2 separate regions of the Homo sapiens genome follow, and region 1 is linked to region 2. A link is a contact called in ENCODE Hi-C or POLR2A ChIA-PET data. All regions are on one chromosome and are shown on one strand. Each heading gives the region's core, a stretch centred on a gene start or an enhancer-like site at or near the end of the contact. The rest is flanking DNA. Distances are from core to core; before and after follow the strand shown. Region 1 has its middle 44 kb from the start of TIPARP. Region 2 holds the start of LINC02029 (long intergenic non-protein coding RNA 2029).

The links. Hi-C counts contacts between places; a loop is a spot of excess contacts on that map. ChIA-PET counts read pairs that join two places held with the same protein, here RNA polymerase II (POLR2A). Pooled maps may share reads with other maps.
Region 1: a loop to region 2 is called in a map of PC-9, with 7 times the contacts of the local background. The contact joins the enhancer-like site here to the promoter of LINC02029 in region 2. A Hi-C loop is called at or near these places in 4 of 168 maps with a recorded cell type or tissue (A673, PC-9, chondrocyte and 1 more) and 6 of 50 pooled maps. POLR2A ChIA-PET finds 5 or more read pairs at or near these places in 5 of 52 experiments (A673, AG04449, Caco-2 and 2 more).

What each region holds. Positions count from the first base shown.
Region 1 is chr3:156,629,045-156,632,609 of GRCh38, reverse strand. No RefSeq gene overlaps it. Among named protein-coding and RNA genes, the nearest start is that of TIPARP, 44 kb to the left of the region's middle. Within about 2 kb of position 2,034, at least 5 of the 41 ENCODE cell types and tissues checked have a DNase peak (open chromatin) inside an H3K27ac peak, as active enhancers do; they include PC-9, where a contact is called at or near this core.
Region 2 is chr3:157,078,982-157,083,104 of GRCh38, reverse strand. It overlaps LINC02029 (long intergenic non-protein coding RNA 2029), which reads right to left and starts at 1,264. Exons shown (of 3, transcript NR_135546.1): 1 at 187-1,264. LINC00880 (long intergenic non-protein coding RNA 880) reads left to right here. Exons shown (of 4, transcript NR_034007.1): 4 at 1-1,438.

The DNA of each region.
Region 1 (3,565 bases), core at 785-3,284, 450 kb after region 2:
AACCACGGCAGGCCCGGAATCTGAATTTTAACATGCCTCCTACGTGGTTCTCACAGAGCCTGTGTACCATGATGTAATCCCCTCACTCATCTCATAGATGAGGGCTCTGAGACAGAGCATTTGGTTGCCTGGTTCAAGGTCAGGCTGCTGGTGTTAATAACAACCAACACTGCCTTCACACTTCACAGTGTACATTATTTCATGTGATTCTCCAGTAACCTGCAAAGCTGGTATTAAAGGATCATCCCCATTTTACAGAGGAAGAAAGGAGGCTTCCAAGCAGGCAAGTGAGTTGTTGCAGGTCTCACTGTTAATGAACGAACAAGAACTCATGTTCAGATTTCATAAGCCTCAGTCCTGCCATCTTTTCACTAAAAAATAAGGGTTCTGAGCCCAAGTAGGTGGTGGTGGATGGGGCTGGGTGAGGAGGACATTTCAAACCAAATTCCATGCGGTTCTGGCTCCCTATTGCTTGCTGTCACCTGAAAGAAATGAGTAGTATTCAAAGGCATACATCAACTTAATGTGAGGTTTACAAGCTTTATAATGATTGATTGGAATTTTTAAACAGACTTTTAATTATGAAAGTGTTCAGGTACACAAAGTAAGAACAATTAGAATAATCCTATTTGCCATAAAATTATTCTATTCCTTTTTGTCTTATTGGGGCAAGAATAATCCTGTTTACCCTAATAGAAAATCCTTATTTATCCAACATCCAGATTCAATAATGATCACAATTTTGCTACATTTGCTTTATCTGGCCCCCTTTATTATTTTTCTTTGCTGAAGTTCTTAAATTGAAGTATGTTAAAACAAGCCCCAGGCATTGTGTCATTTCTTCTCTTCATACCTCAAGATGCATCTTGTAGCAACACCCGACCTGTGTTTAAAGGAGTGTGACATTGCAGGCAGAGCCCCCTCCACCCACCCTATACCAGGAGCATAGCATATCTGCCTGGGTGCCCTGGCAGGCACCTGTGTGTTGTACTCTGGCACCAGGTGTGGGTTCTCAATCATCCTGGCTGGAAAACACATTTTTGGCTCCTTCTAAACCCTCTGACCATTCAGGTGTTGATTTAATTCAGTTCCAGCTTGTCAGTTGCTGCTGAGTGCCGCCTTGCCTGCTTTAATGACTGTCAGGAAAGGAGGTAGAGAAGCTGCCTCCAGGAGAGTTACTCAATTCCTGATTCACCAGTAGAACTGTAACTAATTCCCTCTCCATGGTAAGATGCAGGACATCTATTCCTGCTGCCATAGACCTGAGGGACAATCACAGATTGAGGAATCAGAGTGTCTAGCATCCATCGGGCAGAAAAGAGTGGTTATTATTTTTGGCAAGCACATGTGAAATATCTGCCTGATGCTGGGGTATTCACCAGTCACATTAAGATGAAAGGTGCTCTAATGCCACCTCTGCAGAAGTAGGGAGGGATGATGAGAGGAACCTCGTATATTTCACTTTGTTCAGGCTGTCCTCCCGCTACATACCACCAGCTGTTCCCATCAGTACTACATCTATAAAATCAAAAGCGAGAGCCCTAAAATCTGGAGTTAAACAGGTCTACAGCTTTTATCCTGGCCTTTGGCACTGCTTCAACCAAAGCCGTGTGTGGACTTCCCTTCGTCTGCCTGGCCAGCACCCCTACCTCTCTGCCAACCCTAGTGAGGCATTCTTAGGAGGCTCTAGAATGACAGTCCACAGAGATTCTTCAGCATTCATTGTGCTGACACACCATCCAACACAGGCTGGACACAGGAACCACAACTTTGGGTTAAGTTACCCACACTTCTATTTCTGGGATACTGCAGCATATATGTGTCCTAAAATGCTTTTGGAAAACAGGAGTAGCCAAGCTCAACACATTTTTACCAACACCTACTAGTTTCCACTTTTAATTCAAGTAACCAATACTTGATTATTTAGTAGCTACATGAGGACTGCAGCCCTGGATTCTGCCACCAACATGCTGATACCTGACACCTATTGACTCACCCAATTAAATTCTTCTCTCTCAGGATCACATTCCTGTTTTTATGTGGGTGAACAGGGACTGAGACAATCAGTGCTGTAGTTATTTTTCAGCTCAGAAGGAAATTGTTGTCATTTGACACCTAGATGCATAACCCAAATTGAAAATAAACTATATATTATCATTATTTATAGAGTATAGGCTATGTCTTTATGATGCAGGAACCACCACTAAAAAAATAATTCAGTTGGAACAATCAGTGAATTTTTGTAAAGGAATATTTGGCTGGGGTTACCACCATGTCATGACAAATGACTGGCACCACCTGTTACATCTACCTTATCTGAATCAGGGTAGAGGCTAGGAAGAGGCCAAATGAGGTGCCTAGGACACAAAATTAAAGAAGGCATCTACTCTCTGGACATGCAACTGTTGACCCTATGCTTGCACAACCCTGAGAGTGAGTGCCTCCTTAAATTTTGCACCCTGGGCTTTTTACTTGCCTCACCCTAGTCTCAGCCATGCTGTGGACTGGGGTCAGCTGAGGGCATACTAATCGCCTTGTTAAGTTACAGAGTCTCCCAGTCCCAATTTGAGAGATTCAAATTCAGTATATCTGGGGTGAGGTCCATGAATCATTTAAGATAAGCTTCCTCAGGTAATCCTGATAGGCAGCCAGGTTTAAGATCTACTGATGAAGTGTTTAGAATATCACAATTAGAAGATGACCTTCCCTGAAATTTAGTGTTACTAGCTCCATGTAAAAGTATTGGGTTCAGCTCTGAGTTTTCTCCATGTAAAAGGTACTTGGAAATTTGACTCTGTATAAAGATTTTGTTCAGCTGCAAGCAACATAAATTTCTACTAACAATGGCTTAAACAAGTAGGGTTTTTCTTATAACTAGAAGTCTGAGGGTAGGTTACTGCTAGTATTGGGCAGCATCGCTGTGATTTTCTTGGACTTTCCACAAGTGTGTTTTGCTCATGATCCCAAAATGGCAGCTGAGGCTTCAGGGACTACCTACCCCCAAGACTGTAAGGAAAGAAGAAGCAGAAGTGCATGATGTGTGTTCCCTTGTACCAAGAAAGCAAAAATTTTCCCAGAAACCACGTTTTCTCAGTAGAACTCTGCTGGGTGGCATTGGCTTGAACTGGGTCACACAGCCACCTGTTGTTGAAGGAAGGCTGGGAAATCAGGGAACAGGCTTATCATAATGGACTTAGACTAGTGCTACTCAAACTCTAGCAAGCATTGAAATCCCCTGGAGGGCTTGTTAAAACACTGATTGCTGGGCTCCACCCCCCAGAGATGCTGATTCAGTAGGCCTGGGTTTGGACCTAAGAATTTGTATTATTTAAATATCTCAGTTGATGCGGATGCTTCCGGACTTTAAAAAACACTTTGAGAGTCACTGACCTCCACCAATGGCTCTCAACCCTGGTGGTGCATTAAAAACATTTGGAGAGCATTTTTAAAGATACCGTTTCCTGGTCCCACCCCCAGATGTTCTGATTTAATTTGTTGGTGGAGTCCAGGCTTCCGTATAGTCAAAGCTCTCCAGGTGATTCTAATGGTAGCAGAACTGGAAACC
Region 2 (4,123 bases), core at 15-2,514:
GGCTGAGCATCCATCCTCTCTATGCTAATTTTTTCCAAAAGTCAAGAGTTTGGAAGAACACTAATGTGTTTTTCTTCCAGCCTTTCCTATACAAATGACAACATCATTACCCTCAGCTTTTAAAGTGCAAGTCTGTACAGAGATCCCAGAGTCAAGGAGGGCGCCTGAGTCATTTGAAATAATTACCTTTTTTTTTTCCTGCCTGAGTCTTGCATATCTGTGAATCAGCAATGTGGAAACTGGGCTTCAAAAAAATTAAGGGAGGCTTAAAGTGAGCAAAGCAGAGAAGAGCATTGGCAAGAGCTGAGCGCTGCCACAGCAGGAACATCATGCCGATCGTCATCTAAGGGAGCTCATGGTGCTGTCTGCCTCCTCTTAGCAACATCCACACAGGCTGGTACAGTCAGATCATTGTGACTTGGACAGGGATGAAAATACTCAGCTGACACCAATAGCTCCCAGCACAGCCAGGGTATTCTAGAGGTGTGTGGTGTCAGGACAGCCTGTGCGGCCTCATTTATTTACCTGAGTCATCTGAACAAAGCGGTGACTGGCTTTGCCTGGCTCTGGCAAGGACTCGCAACAAAGCCAAAGCCTCTTCCTCCACGGCCTTTGCTCCTGCAGCACAGCACTGGCATCTTTTTAGCATCATAGACACTGTCACGTGGCAATCAATGACAGATGAACTGTCCCTTCCCTGGGCCACAAGCTCTTCAAGGCGGGAGCCTCAGCCCAGTTTCTTCCATGTCTCCAGCGCCCAGCACAGGGCCTGGCTTCTAGCTGGTTTCTGATGAATAAACGAATGGCTATAGAGATGTACTCTTCAAAACACAAGGGGCTTCTATAGTGGCAACATGTTCAGTAGCACAGTGCTGTATTGGTTCTTTACAGCTTGCAGGACCCAAAGAAGGAATGATTTTTGTTTCCCGGGAAAGGTGTACCTCGTGGGGGCACTGCTCAAGGGAAGGTGCCCACAAGTTGGGGATCAAGGGAGGCACAGGTTGATCAAAGCCCCTGGAATTGAAATGGAGGTGTTCATCCTGCGGAGGCTCCGAACATCTGAGGCAGAGCCTCGATTCTCCAGGAAATTGACTTTGCCGGAGAACAAGGCTGGGGAAGGCAGGCTGTCCTAGGGGAGGAGTCGTATTTCAGCCCCACTGAGACCCCAAAGGCGCACTCCCATGCTTTACCCCAGCTGTCCACCAGGGGGCAGGCAGAGGCAAGAGAAGAGGAAAGCGGGCGGCTGGTCAGGCCCAGCACATCCAGCCTGGCATCCCACACGCTGGGCTGCCTGACTCAGACAAAGCCAGGCCGCTCCTCCTGCCTGTTGTGGCCTCTGTGATTTTATATGGTTTGGCCTGTGACATCAGACACCACGCGACCATGGTAACCAAAGTATACAGCCTGGAGTGAATGTTAATAAACAGGAAAGAAATGATACCTGGTGTCTTGCTTTACTCACCATTTGCGGTCTTGTTATCCACGCCTAATGTCTCCTTTATTACCACGAGCAATCGAGATGTACCTGAATTCAGCAAGTTTTAAAAATGAAAAGCTAAACTGGGGAAATGTGAGTTGGTTTCCTTGTTTAACTAACTTTGAAAATAGTGCCATGAGTGACCACTGCCTCTTGATATCCTGCTCAGCATTCCTCTTACGTACAAACATGTAATTTAAAGGGAAAATTATTTCCTTGACAATCCCCACATGCCTTCAAAAGTCATTTTCCCCAAAGAAACGTCAGGTGATGGGATCCCTTAATTGGTTAAAGTTTTTCCTAATATCCTCAAGGATTGAAGAAAAACAGCACACCTGTCTTCCTATACAAATTATCATCCTATACAAATTAATGGGCCCAGAGGCCCAGATCTAAAACAAACTAGGACTGAGTATAAAGGAATAAATGTTTTACCAGGCCAGATCACAGAAGTGAAAATCTTTGTGTAGAGATGAGAGCTGCTTCATACAACATCAGAGAGTTTGAAGGTTATAGTTCTCCTGCCTACCAAGAATATCTGATTAGAAGCTTTTTAAACTTTGCCTTAGTGAAGTTAAAGACTCTTTAATAAATTGCATCTTTAATTAGAATAAGAACAAACCAATCATATTACATGAACCAATAGAGAATGATAAAACAGTCCTAAAAGAAATGGTTTTCTAATGGAATCAGAATTCATATGCAAACCTTTTCATGCTGCAGACTTTTTTGAAAAGTCCCGATTTCATTCCAATAGTATTCACAGCTGAGAAATATCTTTTAAAGATATAGCATGATATCAAGTTACTTTAATAGTTTGCAAAATGCTCTCAAGAATTACCTAAAAATATGCAGTTTCTATGATACCATAGATGAGTTCATCTAAAATTGTTTGATCTTCAATTAAAAACATAAACACACTTGGATATATTTGGACACAGATGTTGCCAGAGTTTCCAGATTTCATTGTTCAAAGGTATTTCATAAATATGAAAAAATGTGTTCAGAAGGCGTCCATCTGATTGGGTATTCAGGCTTACAAAGAAAGTAATTACAGGGGCAGAGACTGGGAGTCAGCCCTCATTCATCTCAATTCTCTCTCACATATCAGCATAGCTTGACTTTGATTTTTTAGATGCAAGTAAAGGACATTGATGTAATTCAAATAAATTAGTTTTTTTCAAATATCCTGAGGAGTCTGGAATCAGACATGACAGACTTGATGGACAAAAGCCTGAAGGAGAACCAACTCTGAAGTCGTCATAATGGTTCTAAAAACAGTGTCTTTCCTTCTTATTGACCTAAATTTTCATCTTCTTTCTAGGGAACATTTGCTTGCCAGGTCCTTGGAAAAGGTCCACCTTTGGCTTCTCCTCTCCCTTCCTTCTCTTCTGCGTTTGCGTCTTCCATTGAGATTCCCACCGGGGAATGTCGCTGCCGCCATGGCATCCTCTGGTCAGCTGAAGTGACCTTCAACCTTCCTTGCCTTTCTCTGAGGGCAGGGGCCTTGCTTCTCCCATTAACAAAGCACTTTCGGGCAACTTTTAGGTTTCTTCACGGTTGATTAAACTGTGTTTATTTAGGACCCTTCTCCTCTTTCTGTTTCCGGCTGCTGACCTTTCTGCTGGTTCATTGTTGGAGGAGAACACTCACAGGGCAGTCTATCTGACTGCTTGTTAGCAGCTTTGGTAAAGATTTTGTTCTGGAAAACGTTCAGCCTGTTGAAATACTAGTGCATCTTCAAAGCATATGACGTTTTGCTTGGATAGTGTTCAGAGTTGCTGTTACTGGGTAAGGCCAGAAGCACATGAAAGAGAGAAACCTGAGGTAGCCTGTGAGCTGTAACTGCTAGCATCTCCCTTGAACCTGGTGCATGTTGATCTTCTTGCATGAAGCTCCATATGGCTTCACTTGGTATGTTGTGGTTCTTTTTTTTTTTTTTTTTTTTTTTTTTTGAGCTGGAGTCTTGCTCTGTCGCCCAGGCTGGAGTGCAGTGGCACAATCATGGTTCACTGCAGCCTTGAACTCCTGGGCTCCTGAGCAACTGGGACTATGGGCGCGTGCTGCCATACCTACAAAAAAAATAATTTTTATTTTTATTTGTTCGGAAAAAGGGTTTCCTTATGTTGTCCAGGCTGGTCTTGAACTCTTAGCCTCAAGCAATCTTCCAGCCTCGGCCTCCCAAAGTGCTACGATTACAGGCATGAGACACCACTCTTGGAGATTTTTAATAAGAGTAGATGGACATGGTTTTGTTGCTTGGAAATGGGAAGAAGAGAGAAAATGAGGCACAGAAAGTTTTGTTGAGTGGCCAAAAGATAAGCCAGGACAAACACCTTAAGCCAGAACTCCATTTTTGGAGATTCTTGTCTGTAGGACAGCGAACACCCCTGCTGCCACCCTGCCCTAGATTCTCAGGCAGGCTCTGCTCCCCAGTAGCCCCCACACTCCAAGGCCCAGCCAAATGCCAGTTCCACCACATGCAGGCATCAGTTCTTTCTCTAAGCACTGTGACATGTACTTGCTATACCTCTCAGAATGGAATTTTTGTGTTTTGCTTATTTGTGTATGAATCTTATCACACTGGCTTGATTGCAAGTGCTTGGAGTGTGAAATGTACTTCTGCATGCCCAGAAGCATGTGGTA